Regions from separate parts of the Homo sapiens genome. Here region 1 is linked to region 2. A link is a contact called in ENCODE Hi-C or POLR2A ChIA-PET data. All regions are on one chromosome and are shown on one strand. Each heading gives the region's core, a stretch centred on a gene start or an enhancer-like site at or near the end of the contact. The rest is flanking DNA. Distances are from core to core; before and after follow the strand shown.

Region 1 (6,655 bases), core at 760-3,259, 40 kb after region 2:
TGATAAATTATGATAATATATGAGGAGGCCTCGCTATAGCAAAAATAGTTAAAATGCTGACATAACACCAAACTTCATTTTTTAAAAAATCTGTTGTTCCAAATGTGTATAATTTTAAAGTAATTTCTAAAGCAGTTTATTATAATGGTTTGCCTGCTTAAAAGGTATAATTAAACTTCTTTTCTCTTCTACATTGACACACAGAAATGTGTCAATGTAAAGCCAAAACCATCTTCTGTGTTTATGGCCAATCTATTCTCAAAGTTAAAAGTAAAATTGTTTCAGAGTCACAGTTCCCTTTATTTCACATAAGCCCAAACTGATAGACAGTAACGGTGTTTAGTTTTATACTATATTTGTGCTATTTAATTCTTTCTATTTTCACAATTATTAAATTGTGTACACTTTCATTACTTTTAAAAATGTAGAAATTCTTCATGAACATAACTCTGCTGAATGTAAAAGAAAATTTTTTTTCAAAAATGCTGTTAATGTATACTACTGGTGGTTGATTGGTTTTATTTTATGTAGCTTGACAATTCAGTGACTTAATATCTATTCCATTTGTATTGTACATAAAATTTTCTAGAAATACACTTTTTTCCAAAGTGTAAGTTTGTGAATAGATTTTAGCATGATGAAACTGTCATAATGGTGAATGTTCAATCTGTGTAAGAAAACAAACTAAATGTAGTTGTCACACTAAAATTTAATTGGATATTGATGAAATCATTGGCCTGGCAAAATAAAACATGTTGAATTCCCCAGTTATGTTTCTAGCTTTTATTTTTAATGTAGGGTTAACTTACTTGTTAGCATGATAGAATCTACTGAATTCATATCATTTTTAAAGATTCCTTTATCCATTTTTTGTGAAGGTAATGCATCACTATTTCAAAATTTAAATTGTGGAAAAATGCACATATGAAGCTCTCCCAGTACCAATAGCACTTATTTATTTGAGTCCCAACCCAAAAGACATCCAATATTATCTGTTTTCTGTGTATACTTCCAAACAAATACATATTTGTTTTCTCCCTAATATTGTACATCCATTCACATCTATAGATACTTATTCAGAGTATGTTGTGTCTACGTTGGAAGAAATACACAGTTTAGGAATGCATGGTCTTTGGAGTCAGATTGCTTGAATTTGAATCCAAGCTAAGTGTCTTATTCTGGGAAATTTTTACAATTCTCTCTGCCCTCCTTTGCTATACAAGTTCATACCAGTAAAGCATTAGGACAGAACATTTTACGTGGTAAGTATTCAATAAATGTCTTAAAATTGCCTTATTTAGAAGGTATCATTTTGCTAGAACAAGAAGGAATGTTTCAGTTGTGTTCTATGGCAAGTTAAATGCCAATGATCTAGGTGGGGAAACTGCAGTCATTGGGTCAGGTAACACCTTATCATGTAAAATGAGCCTTTAATAAATTAGAGGAAAGAAACCATAAATTAATTCAAAATCCAGTTAACACATTTGAATGGCAGACCTATTACAGCTTTCTGCTACCTCTGGGCTTTCAATGTTTAATAATGTCAGTGAAGAAAAAAGAAACCACAAAAATTAAAAGTTGTCTTAACAGGTCTTCCAACTTAACAATTCTGCACTACTCCCTAATTGCTTCATTATTTCTCAGTATCTCCCTTGCTTATATTTCACCTTAACCTGAGTCTTAAAATATTTGATGTGTTTCTTATAATTTTAATGTACTGCTGATTTATGTCTTAACTAAGTGAAAAATTTTTTAAGAAAATGGTAAGTTTCCTACACATATTCTGCTAGCTAAAGTCAAAAGAAACATTCAGCTTGTTTTGCAGCCTGTTAAAAAGCTTTAGTCTAGACAAAAAAAATAAGCAGACTAAGTAAGAAAAAATGTTTATTTAACCAGAGACATTGAGAATTTTATTGAATTCCATGCGTGATGACAAAGCTGCAGATTACTGTGGAATTTTTTTTTCTTAAGAGTTTATCCTAGTATCCTTTTAGCCAAGCACCTTTTGCACAGGAATGCAGGCCCCTCTGCAAAATTGAAACCACAACACATTCTACTGGCATGCATGCCAATTGGTGAAATTCATTGTCAATAAGTTGTTTTCCTTAAGGGACCTCTGGTATATGTTTTAATTTTTATGGTTTCATAACAGTGTTGCCTTCATAGTACACAGGTATTGAGAGGTGGAAGAACTAGCTCCAAGATTAAAAAAATAACAATAATGCCATCTTCATTCTAGTGACTCTAATGTATTTGTCTATTCACCTCATAAAATACTACTTTCCACATAGTTTAAATTGTGTATTTCTCAGGGCTATTATGTTGCCATGCTTGAGTGTTACTTACATAAAATGCTATTAAAGAATGACATTATAACAAACACATTAAAACTGTTTATGTGAGGTTACCTCTCAACCTCCAAGTACAAAAGCAGTGTGAAGTTCTATTCCTTTAGTGTTTTTTTTTCCTCTGAATTATGCACAGAAAAGAAAGTCACCCAAAGATTTTATGAGATCATACACAAAATTATTTCTGCAAGGCAAAATGAATATATGATAGAATTATGAAAAAGGTCATTCCAATTGTTTCTCTGGATATTTTTCAGTATACATGAGATAAAAGGAATTTCTCACTTTCTTAGGACTTCTCAAAAGAAAAAGAAGTTATATGTTTTAATTTTTCCATTTATTACTGATTCTGGGGATAAATTATAATCATCTTTACCTCTCTGTCAAATCATGAATAGTCAAACAGAGAAATTAGACCTATAAATTACCTTCTTTTGAGCTGATGTGAACTGGAAGTGTTGTAAGCTGTGGTTCTGTATTGACAGTTTGTCTCATGTATAGGAAAAGCAGACCACAGAAAACAATAAAATGAAGGAGATGCTACCCAAGCCACACCAGCCTGGCACATTCAGCGGAATCCCAGTGATGTTTTTATGTACACATATGTATGTGTATGTGTATATACAGATTACATGCCCGCAAATTCACAAACCAGCTATATTCAGTATATACATTATTCCAAAATGAGCCCCAATTTCTGCTTCAGGTTCACATTCCAGCTTCTCTACTTATAAATGATATAAACTGGAAAAGTTATTTAATCCTTCTTGATGAATTGTCACTTTCTCTAAAATTGGAAATAATAATAATGTCTATCCCATGTAGTAGTTGTGTTGTGAGAATAAAATAATATATGTGGAGTTCTTCCAGCATATGCTATTATTTTTCAATCAGGAGAGCAAAACCATTTTTTTCATTTGAGCATTTTTCTCTTTTTCATCAGATTGCATCTACATAGTTCAGTTGATATTTCATGTCATTTATCCATATTGGCATCTATGATAACATCGGTTTTTCTGTTTAACTTTGTCACCAGTTAACAAAGGTCTTCTGCTGTCTCTTGTTCCTAATGAAAGCCTGTTCAGGGCAAGTGAGCTTTCCATTATGTCCAAACACGCTTTAGAGGAATAGGAATTTTTCTGCTATTCCTGCACCATTCTGGGAGACAATTTGAGCCTCTCCGGCCTAAAACCACCAAGATATGTCTGTGTTGTTTGCCCCTCGGAGATCTTGTACCGTCCCAGGACACAAACCCAGAAGTGAGGTAGAAACAGAACCCACAAATCCCTGTATGCTTACCATCCACCTCCACCAACTCACTCTTCATTGCCTTGGTTCTCTGGAGCAAGGATTATCCATTGAACATCACCCATGAGCTTGAGAAGATTTCAACCTTTGTCATTCAAGTACTTCAAAGAGAATTTTGAAAAGTTACGTAGCCACTAAATAATTTTTAAGTTAAAAACTAACTTTCTTATTATATGTGTCAGTAGTTGCAAAGAATATAACTTTCAGTAAAATATCAATTTCAAACTTTTAAAATAACATATCAATTTCAAACTTTTAAAATAACATAGTTATATCTCTTTTTAAATGACAACAATGAAATCAAAATAGTATAGGAATTTGGTACTCAACATATTTTAAAATAATAAAAAAGATCCAATTTTAACAATTTTTTAACAGCCAGAAATTTTATACTATTTCTATTTATTCTTATTCACATTTCTGTTCTACTTGCTTCAAAAATTTTTATCCTGATACAGCAAGTCTTATATTTTAAGGTCTTTTATTGATTACTATCATACATATGTACAACAAAAATATGCATATTTAATTCTTATTTAAGAATGTAGGCCAGGCACAGTGGCTCACTCACTCCTGTACTCCCAGCACTTTGGCAGGCTGAGGCAAGTGGATCACCTGAGGTCAGGAATTCAAGACCAGTCTGGCCAACATGGTGAATCCCCATCTCTACTAAAAATACAAAAATTAGGTAGGCGTGGTGGTGCGTGCCTGTAGTCCCAGCTACTCGGGAGGCTGAGGCAGGAAAATCACTTGAACCTGGGAAGCAGAGGTTGCAGTGAGCCGAGATTGCATCACTGCACTCCAACCTGGGCAAGAGTGAGACTCGTTCTCAAAAAAAAAAAAAAAGAAAAAAGAAAAAAGAAAAAAAAAAGAAATATAACCCTCTAAGTATTAACATTTTTTTTGGAATTAAAATTATAAATCATCACAATTTGACCAAAGGACATAAATATATTCCAAATTTTGAAAATCATTAAAAAGTAAAAATCTTAAATGAAAATATATTTATTTAATAAGATAAATGGAGCTTCTTTCTTTGTCCATTAATTAAATTATTTGTGGATGAAGTTTACTTGAGAGCATGAAACTAAATTCAATGAAAATGCTATTTCTAATTTTTGTAGATATGAAAACAGTAAGCAACTGTACTTACATAATTAAATGGAGATGGGAGTTTCATTATAAAGCTGTTGTCCAAATAAGTATCTTTTGAAGGCTATATCTCACAGCATTATCATCAAATGTTATTTTAATTAATGAGCTGGCAATGTGATTAGTTTCTCTTACAATATTATTCAAAGGAAAGATTTGAAAATCATCATTCTTCTCAATACTTGTACCAATATTTTCATTTGTGCCTTTGTTGGGCTCTCTGGCTCAATGAGGCCATCTCCTTGGTTTTCCCAGGATAATCCTCTGTTTCTTCTATTTATACAGACTCCCAGCAGCCATTTGCTAACTGAGTTATGTTGGGAAAGTTACTTAACTTCTCTGTGCCTGTTGGGGTCCTCATCTGAAAAATTGGGATAATAATATTATTCCCTTCATATGGTGGTTGTGATGATAAAATCACATTCCTGCCACGTGATTAAGATATTATTATTAGTTTAATTGGTGCTATTATTACATGCTTTACAAAGCCCCTTAGCTCATCCAGAAGTTCCAGTGACCATTTGCTATCTTTTTTATTGCTCCTATTTCCTTATCCCCCTGGCACTGGCAGGCAGATGATCTGATAATCATTATCAGGACATGAACCTTGTGGGTCTTACTTGTTTTTGTTTTTTTTTTGTTTTTTTTTTCAAACCAAGATAAGGCTCTTGACTCCTTCCTCAAGCTGAATTCCTTCTCCATCTGCCTAGAAACCTTGAGGTGACTTCTCTGGAGCTTAGACTTATTCATCCTGGATGTCAGCTGTTATCCTCCACATGAGGAGCTTGGCTTTTCCTAAGACTCCTGGATACCCCATACCATAGCCTCCTGTCAGTTCTATCCTGGCCAGTCCTCAGGCATGGTCAAGCATGTCGAAGTCAGTCTGGTAGAGATGCTAACCACTGTGCTATGCACCTCTCATCTGCAGCAGTCATGGCACCACCACAAATTCCACCACCATCCTCCTCATAAAGATAGCCATTTAGTGAGCATTTCTATGTAAACACACACACTATACATAATATCTTCTTTCACAGGATCTTCTGAAGGATATGCTATTAATCTATTTTACAAATGAGGGTTGGAAGCATTTGGAGACTTTGCCTGAGTTTAATAACTTCCTACAGGCCAAAAAATGTGAAAAACAATGAGTCTGGCTACAAATTTTATGCGTCTTCTATACTTCATCATCAAGAGTCCCCCTCAGGAATATCTATTAGGAAAGTCAGATCATTTGGACAGATTCTATATACAGCAGCCTTTGAAATAGGATTTCTAGGACTCTAGGTAGCATCTAGCTCAGGCTGTGAAGTCAGAACACCTTGCTTTAGCTTGCTTTCTTAGTACTTCCTAGTTTTGCACGTCTGAGATCATTATCATAATATCAATCTCATGGGACTACTGTCAAGATTAATTGAGATAATCCATGTAAAGTGCTTAGAACTTACCTGACATAATATGAGTATCAGACAAATGTTGGCTGTTTTTATTACCATGCCTCTGATTTTGGAAATATCATTTATTCATGATTTCATCAAATAGTCATTTAGCATTTCCTATGCACCTGGCAGTATTTCAGTCACTGAGGTCATAGCAGGGAACAAAGTGAAGTCCCTGCTGTTGTAAAGCCTCCTTTCTAGAGGAGAAGAAAATAAAGAAATGAGAAATAAAGATAAAATCCTAAACCCTACAACTGACTAAACAGACGATCTCTTGACAAAGGGGACCCCAGAGTAAACTTGAAAATGAAATTCTCAGTCTTGATGGGATGAGGGTGTTAGGCCCCTCCCTCACTCACTACGATTAGCCTATCTTCCCTAAGGGCTAAACAGGAACCAACCCTTTTA
Region 2 (7,457 bases), core at 1,542-4,041:
TAAAATTTAAGCTGGAAACTACATTTATTTATTTTCCCACCCATTCCTGATACTACTGTCTATAAAAAAAAAATCACAGGTTGAAAAAATGTATTTTAAAATCAGCACTTGGTTTTATTCTGTAGCATTAGGGCTCTAGGTGTTTTTATGTTCTTTATCTCTCTTTTTTTTTTTTAATCTTGAGGAAGGGCTATAAAACAGCAGGCAAGGGTTCTCATAGGATTAACATTTCTATTTTAACTTTGCCACCTACTGCTTACATCCAGGCTGTTTGTTCAAAGCAGACTGTGTAACACAGTCAAGAGATTTTTGCCAGTTTTCCTTTTGCTTCTGGAGTTATGAAAATATTTAAGTGTCTAGGTCAGGTTCAGAGACATTCTGTAAAATTTATATTTTTAGCATTATACATGAATCAGAATGACGTGGTTTTTGATGAAAGAGTGAGAGTATTCTTATGAATGGGTGTTAGAGGTTTAAGATGATTTAATGCTATTATGATTTTTTAGTGTAGGGTCAATACATGTGTTCTGCTAACATTCTTATATAGTGTATACTGTTTCATGCTTCTTATTAGCTTCCGTTTAACTGGAGGAGTACTAAGTTGGAACATTGGTTCCAGGAAGTCCTCTGAAAGTGTGGAGTTTTGAAGTGTGTGTCACATATGTGAATAAAGCTTTAAAATGCTTGCCTTGTAGCATTAGAGGATAACTGCCTTCATAGTAACTAACCAGTTCTGGCAGTTGCATCTCTTGGAATGGCACACTTAATGAACTGCAGAGCCAGGAATTTTGATTTTTAAAGAACTCCTTAAAATACCCCATGTAAAATTTGATAGCTGGAGCAGTGCATGTGAGTTCAGAAACGATGACTGTCAGCTAGAAGTTGTGTGTGAATGTCACTCTGAGGATGTCTAGACGTCTCCTTTGCTTTGGCGTAAGGAAAAAACCCTTTGTAAGTTACTGATTTTTAATAACATCGTGGGTCACTGCTTTCCAAAGCAGAATGTGGAAACTTCTGAGAGTTTACCATAGATTCTACAGGGATTTTCACAGCAGGAAATACTAATGGAACAGAGTGGAACGATGGCTGAATTGATGGGAGATAGATGATAAGTCACGGTGTCATGACTACTTGATCATGTAGAAGAGTAGCAAAGAGAGGTATGTGAAGAGACAGGGAAAGAAAAGAACATAGCCCTGAGTGAATGCTAATCTAGAGGCAAATGTTGTCATTTACATTTTACTCTAAAAAGAGAACTTATTAAAAATAAAAATACAGCTCATTGCTGAAAAAATTTGTTTCAAAAAGCAGCATTATTTTTCTTTAAGCTACTCTTCAGAGACCTGTTATTTTAAGGACAACGTAAAATCTCATGTAATGATTGTATAAAGATATAGACATATAATGTGTCATATATATGTTAATATATATGATAATTGGTTCTAGTCTGCTCAAATTACCCATTTACTATTTAGTATTCTGGCTTAGGCAAATAAATATATATTTACAGATTTCTAAAATATTTTATTACTATTATAATGATGCTAATTAAATTTATCTGCAGTGCTTATCTTTTTCCAGTAATGCTAAATAAATTATTTCATCCAACCCTTATAAATATCATATGAAGAATTGTAACAATGTAGGTGCCATGGAGGGCAGGGATATGGGTTTGATTGATTTATTGCTGTATCCTTAGTACCTAGACTAGTGCATCACTCAGAGTGTGCACTCAAGAGGTATTATTTGAATGAATGAGTTGCATTTATTATTTGTCATTGTTTTTGGGCAGAATCACAGATAAGTTAATATCATAGAGATAGCAGTTAATATATAATACAACCAGAATATAAACCCATGCTGTCTGATTTCATATATTGAGCATTTATTCTCTTCACATTTTTACCTCATTTACCATAACTACTTTACATTTTTTCCTTAAATGAAGTTCATTTCATTTATATTTTCTCATTTTACTATGAATTAAATGTTTCATCCACATATATCATGATAATATCCCTGATGTGTTGACAGTCAGCGTTAGCATTGGCATTGCTTTGTTTGAGTGATAGCACTCATTTTAACCCATCCATATGTTACTACCAAGTCTTACATGTGAACAAGATTAATCTTGAACAAGGTGACAGAGAAGACTTGGACGAACTGCACCTTGGAACCGACTGAATTTTTGTGTGTGAATTAACTTATGTGCTCGAATTTAACCTGTGAATTTGATATGTTTATGTCAGTTACATTATGCCTAGGAAGAAAGGAGATAAAAATTGGGGGTGAGAGGGGAAGATGTGGAAAGGGAGTAGAACTTTACCTTCATTTTTGATGTATCACTAAATTTTTGCCCATTTAAAATTTGTTTTAAATTGGGACTCATATCTATATTCAAAATGTCTTGCATGCTCACCAAAACACCCATCAAACTCTTTGGCATTTTTTTTTCTTAATTAAAATGGATTCTGCATATATTTGGAGAGTTTGGAATATCATGCAAGGACCTAGTGGCTCTCAGCAGGAGGACAGAGGGCAGTGATTCACTTTGCACCACTGGCTCATTTACTACTGAATCCCTGATGTTTCTCTAGATGACTTGAAAACAATTACAGTCAGACCACATCCCTGAGTGTTGCCCCTATTTAACCCTCTGGTGATAGGAATGTAAGGAAAATTTTCTAGCCTGAAGACATTAAATGATGCAGTCTATTGTCTGTGTGTCAAGAATAAACAGCCACACTAAGTTTTTGTTCTTGATGTGCTGCCAAGTTTCCCTGAGGCAGACTTGGCAGGCTTTGTCCCAAGGAGAAGAATTCACAGCCTGCTGCTGAGCCAGGCCAGGCCTTCCCTATGTGAATATCCATAGGAAGGCTATAGCTGCCAGTTGTGGTGGCGGTTTTTGCAGAAAGCTGGCTTTTAAAATTTTTTATTGAACTTGGGAAAGTTCAAATTCTAGAAAATAGAAGGAAATGTTTCATTATAGAATGCGAAATATAGTTTAAGTTGGAATGAAAAGATCTGAAAACAGAGTTTCTGAGGAAGTCTGTGGTATTAGAGTCGTATGTGTTGCAATGAGTTGCATTCTTATTCTTCTCTTCCACTAATGGGGTGGGCAGAATAATGCCTCTGTCCCAAAAGATCTCTATGTCCTAATCTCTGGAACTGGGGACTTGTTATCTTACTTGTGAAAAGGAACTTGCAGATATGTTTAATGTTACAGACTTTTGAGATGGGGAGATTTTCCTGAATTGCTTGGGTGTGCCCAGTCTAATCACATGAGTTCTTAAAAAGCAGAGCTTTCCTGGCCATTGTTAGAGATGTGATAGTGGAAGAAGTGTCAGAGAAATGTGACTTAGCTGGCTTTGGAGATGGAGGAATGAGACCATATGCCAAGGAAAGCGGGTGGTCTCTAGAAGCTGGAAAATGCAAGGATGTATGTTCATTCTCCCTAAAGCATGCAGAAAGGAACCCTCTCAAAATCTTTTTTTAGTGCAGTGAGACCTGTGATGGAGTTCTAGTTTACAGAACTCTAAGGTAATAAATTTGTGTTGTTTTATGAGACAGGGTCTTGCTTTGTGGCTCAGGCCAGAGTGCAGTGGTGTGATCTCAGCTCACTGCAATCTCTGCACCCTGGGCTCAGGTGATCCTCCCATCTCAGCCTCCGGAGTATCTGGTACTACAGGTGCACACCACCGCGCCTGGCTAATTTTTCTATTTTTAGTAGAGATGGGGTTTCTGCACGTTGCCCAGGCTGATCTTGAACTCCTGGGCTCAAGCCATCTGCCCACCTCAGCCTCCCAAAGTGCTGGGATTACAGGCATGAGTCACTGCACCTGGCCTTTAATGTGTGTTTTTAAGACACTAAATTGGTAATAATTTGTTCATGACAGCAATAGAAACTTAATACAACTAGCTTTTGAGTTATGGCTTAATCTATGCTTCTTTTAATAATTTTTTAAAACAAAGATTAATCAATCCTGATGTTTAAAACTCTGGAAATGTCCTTAGTGATTTATGCAAAAAGATAACATGTTATGTTCTAGAGCTCTTTCTCAACCAGTATAGAATAACATAGTAATATATCACAAAGATGTCATTTATTCAGTCATTAGAATTTATTGAGCTTATTGCACTCCAGGACTTATGATATATAAAGAAAAATGGCAACATCACTTTCCTTTAAGAATCTCTTGACCCAATGGAGGAGACAATTTAATCCAATTCAATGAATATTTATTTCACATGGGAGTGGCTGCCTGATACATATTTGAGATAGTTTTCTATTGCTGTATAACAAGTTACCACAAAATTTGTGGCTTAAGACTACATACATTTATTATCTTAGAGCTCCTAAGGATGATTGCTTAGCTAGCCTCTCTGATCAGGGTATCACAAGGTTGTAATCAAAATTTAGCCAGGCTGCATTGTTTTTTAAAGTTCAAGGTCCTCATCCAAACCCACCTGGTTTTTGGCAAAATTCAGTTCCTTGCTTTTGCAGAAGTAAGGTCCTTAACTCCTTGAGGCCACCCACAGGTTTTTGCACATAGATCTCCTCATTGGCTCTTTAAAATGTGGTTGTTTGCTTCTTCAAGGCTAGTAGAGTCTCTCACTTCAATCTGCTGAGATGGGGTCTCATATAATCATAATCTTGGTATTGACATACCATCACTTTTATATTTTTCTGTTGCTTAAAAGCAAGCCACATGTTCCACCTGCACTCAAGAGGAGGAGTTATACAAGAGCATGACTCATTAAGGGTCACCTAAGAGTGTGTCAGCCATGACCCATACACATTTTTAGGTAGATCATTTTCACGATGATGTAGAGGATACATTAAAGACAGAGAAAAGAAAATGAGACTTTTTTTCTGTTATAGGTAAGAAATGATGAGAGCCTATAAATTAAGACAGGGGTTAGAAATGACATTATCCGATCTAAAAGGTATTTGGGAGAAAGAAAGGACCTGATGATAAAAATTGATTTGTGGCTTGATTGGTAGATATATGACTTGGCAAATGGGGGAAAGAAATAGCATTGACTGATCAAGGTAAGAGAGAATCAGCAATCAGATTTGGAGAGTAATGAATTCCTTTTTTTTAAAATAAATGGCACACTTATCTCCTCTTTTGACCTACTATGCATGAGAGTCTAAATTGATCACTTAAAATACATTATTTCATTAAAACCACACAGCAACCCAATGAAAATCATTATCCCCATTTTACAGTTGTGTAAACTGAGGCTTTGAGACATTAAATGCTTGCTTAGGATGGCAAAGCTAGTAGGAACAATAATTAAATTCAAGCTCAGTTCCATCTCACATCAAGTTGAAGATTTGGTGGACTATTCAGACAGATAAGTCAAAGAGGGTGTTATAGAGAGCACTGTGCTGGAGCTGGAGATCTGGGAGTCATTAGCAATGTGGGTGATAGCTGAATCCATGAAAATGCTTGAAGTCACTCTAGGAGACCATGCAGATAAGGAATTTAACTCTTGGAGCTCATTTAAGGGGTGGGAAAATAAAGAATATTTACCAAGAAAATGGAGAGTGATCATACAAGTAACAGGAGAATAAAAGAATGTGATATTGTGGTGGCCTTGAGAACAAACACTAAAAGGAAGGAAGATGCGGTGGTCAAGATCATCAGATGTGGCACTGTTATAGCTGAGTGCCCTGGTAGTAGGTTATTTTCCTCATCCTATCTTCTTACATGCTAGTAACATTTGCCAGGAGAATAACCATTCCAGATGGAAAGACCTGAGACATGAACAGAAAGAAGTAGGAAGAGGTTAACAATGCAAGTAAATGGGTTGTTTGATGACCACATTCTGAGAGGAAAGATGTTTTCCTTACCCAGGCACCTAGAAATGTAGATAGATATTCAAGGCCAGTTTATGTATGTGGTTTAAACTTTGAAAACTAACACAGAAGAACCTATCTTATGATAAAAAATGGTGCAAGAAAACAGGTTGAGTGACCATACAATTCATGAATCCCAGATGAGTAATTCTTCTCCCCAAACAGTAAAGGATTAAATAGAGAAGATTAGCCCCGAATTTACATCTTTGGACATGTAGTTGTTGTATCCTTTGTAGGATCAGTAAAAACTTACATAATAAACCTGCATTATTGAAGGTGTGTCAGTTTATCTGAAATTAAAATATAAATAGAAACAATTCTTAATGTAAAGAAACAGGAATACTAAAATGTGATATGTAATTTTTAGTAATTCACAAAGTCCTAAAACATTAATTTTAGTGATTGCTGAGGCCCTATGTGAATATTCTTTAGCTATATCACAGGAAATAATGGTAATAATTCATTTTTTGATGGATTATCACTTGAGCCAATACCATATTATGGGGGTTTTTTTAACCCTCACAGAGAAAATTTGCTTCTAGAACCAGAATATACAAACTTATTAAACACTTTTTGACACATTAGATATAGCAGATATTTTTATGAGGACAGACACCTTAGTTGAATAAATAAAGTATGAAGTCACATCTTAAAAGGGAACATTTTGTTGTTTTCTGATTTTTTGGTATGCTTCAATTAAATCAAAACATAACTTAGTCACTCATTATACAATTTCTAGTTTAGTAAAACCACTGGCCTTAAGATGTCTCTTTCAGCTTTGTCCCAGAAATCTATTTTTCAATTAACCTGCCTAAAGGTTTAACTCTGAAACTTTCTACAGCCATGATGGATGCAAGCATGTGTGTGCACCTGTAAAATTCTATATCAACATATGGCAGTGTGGTATGTAGATCAAGAGATATTCCCATAGTCACCATTTCTAATTTTGGTTGTGACTTCACCAAAACCTTGTATAAAACCAAATACAAGGTTGGGTGCAGTGGCTCACGCCTGTACTCCCAGCACTTTGGGAGGCCGAGGTCGGTGGATCACCTGAGGTCAGGAGTTTGAGACCAGCCTGGCCAACATGGCAAAACCCCGTCTCTACTAAAAATACAAAAATTAGCCAGGCGTGGTGGCACGCATCTGTAATTCCAGCTACTCAGGAGGCTGACACAGGAGAATCGCTTGAACCCGGGAGGTAGAGGTTGCAGTGAGCTGAGATTGTGCCACTGTACTCTAGCTTGGGTGACAGAGCCAGACGCCGTCTAAAAAAAAAACCCCAAATAAAAAATAATTTATTAGAATGGTTTTTAGTGTCATTCCTGGATGAAAGGTTAGGGAATATATTTTAGCATTCAAGTTTAAATCCTGCCCTCTATCACTTATCAGTTATATTACATTGAGGAAATTATATAACATCTCTAAGCCCAGTTTTCTTATAGGAGAATTTTAAAGTAGACTTTATAGATTTACTTTAAAGACCAAATGAGATAAAATATGTATAAGCCTGAGTGTACAACCTAGCGATTAGTAAGCATTCAATAGAGACATACACACATGTACCTATATAATATCTGTTATTGAAATC

What was found. A loop is a pair of places that touch in the nucleus more often than their neighbours do. ChIA-PET counts read pairs that join two places held with the same protein, here RNA polymerase II (POLR2A). Pooled maps may share reads with other maps.
Region 1: a map of PC-9 shows a loop between it and region 2 (3-fold over the local background). The contact joins two enhancer-like sites. A Hi-C loop is called at or near these places in 5 of 168 maps with a recorded cell type or tissue (PC-9, aorta, breast epithelium and 2 more), 1 of 37 single-sample maps with no recorded cell type and 1 of 50 pooled maps. POLR2A ChIA-PET finds 5 or more read pairs at or near these places in 1 of 52 experiments (activated T-cell).

The regions. Positions count from the first base shown.
Region 1 is chr7:80,736,650-80,743,304 of GRCh38, reverse strand. SEMA3C (semaphorin 3C) reads left to right here. Exons shown (of 18, transcript NM_006379.5): 18 at 1-767. Among named protein-coding and RNA genes, the nearest start is that of CD36, 100 kb to the right of the region's middle. Within about 2 kb of position 2,009, at least 2 of the 41 ENCODE cell types and tissues checked have a DNase peak (open chromatin) inside an H3K27ac peak, as active enhancers do.
Region 2 is chr7:80,776,990-80,784,446 of GRCh38, reverse strand. The region is part of intron 12 of SEMA3C (semaphorin 3C); the gene reads left to right. Among named protein-coding and RNA genes, the nearest start is that of SEMA3C, 140 kb to the left of the region's middle. Within about 2 kb of position 2,791, at least 11 of the 41 ENCODE cell types and tissues checked have a DNase peak (open chromatin) inside an H3K27ac peak, as active enhancers do.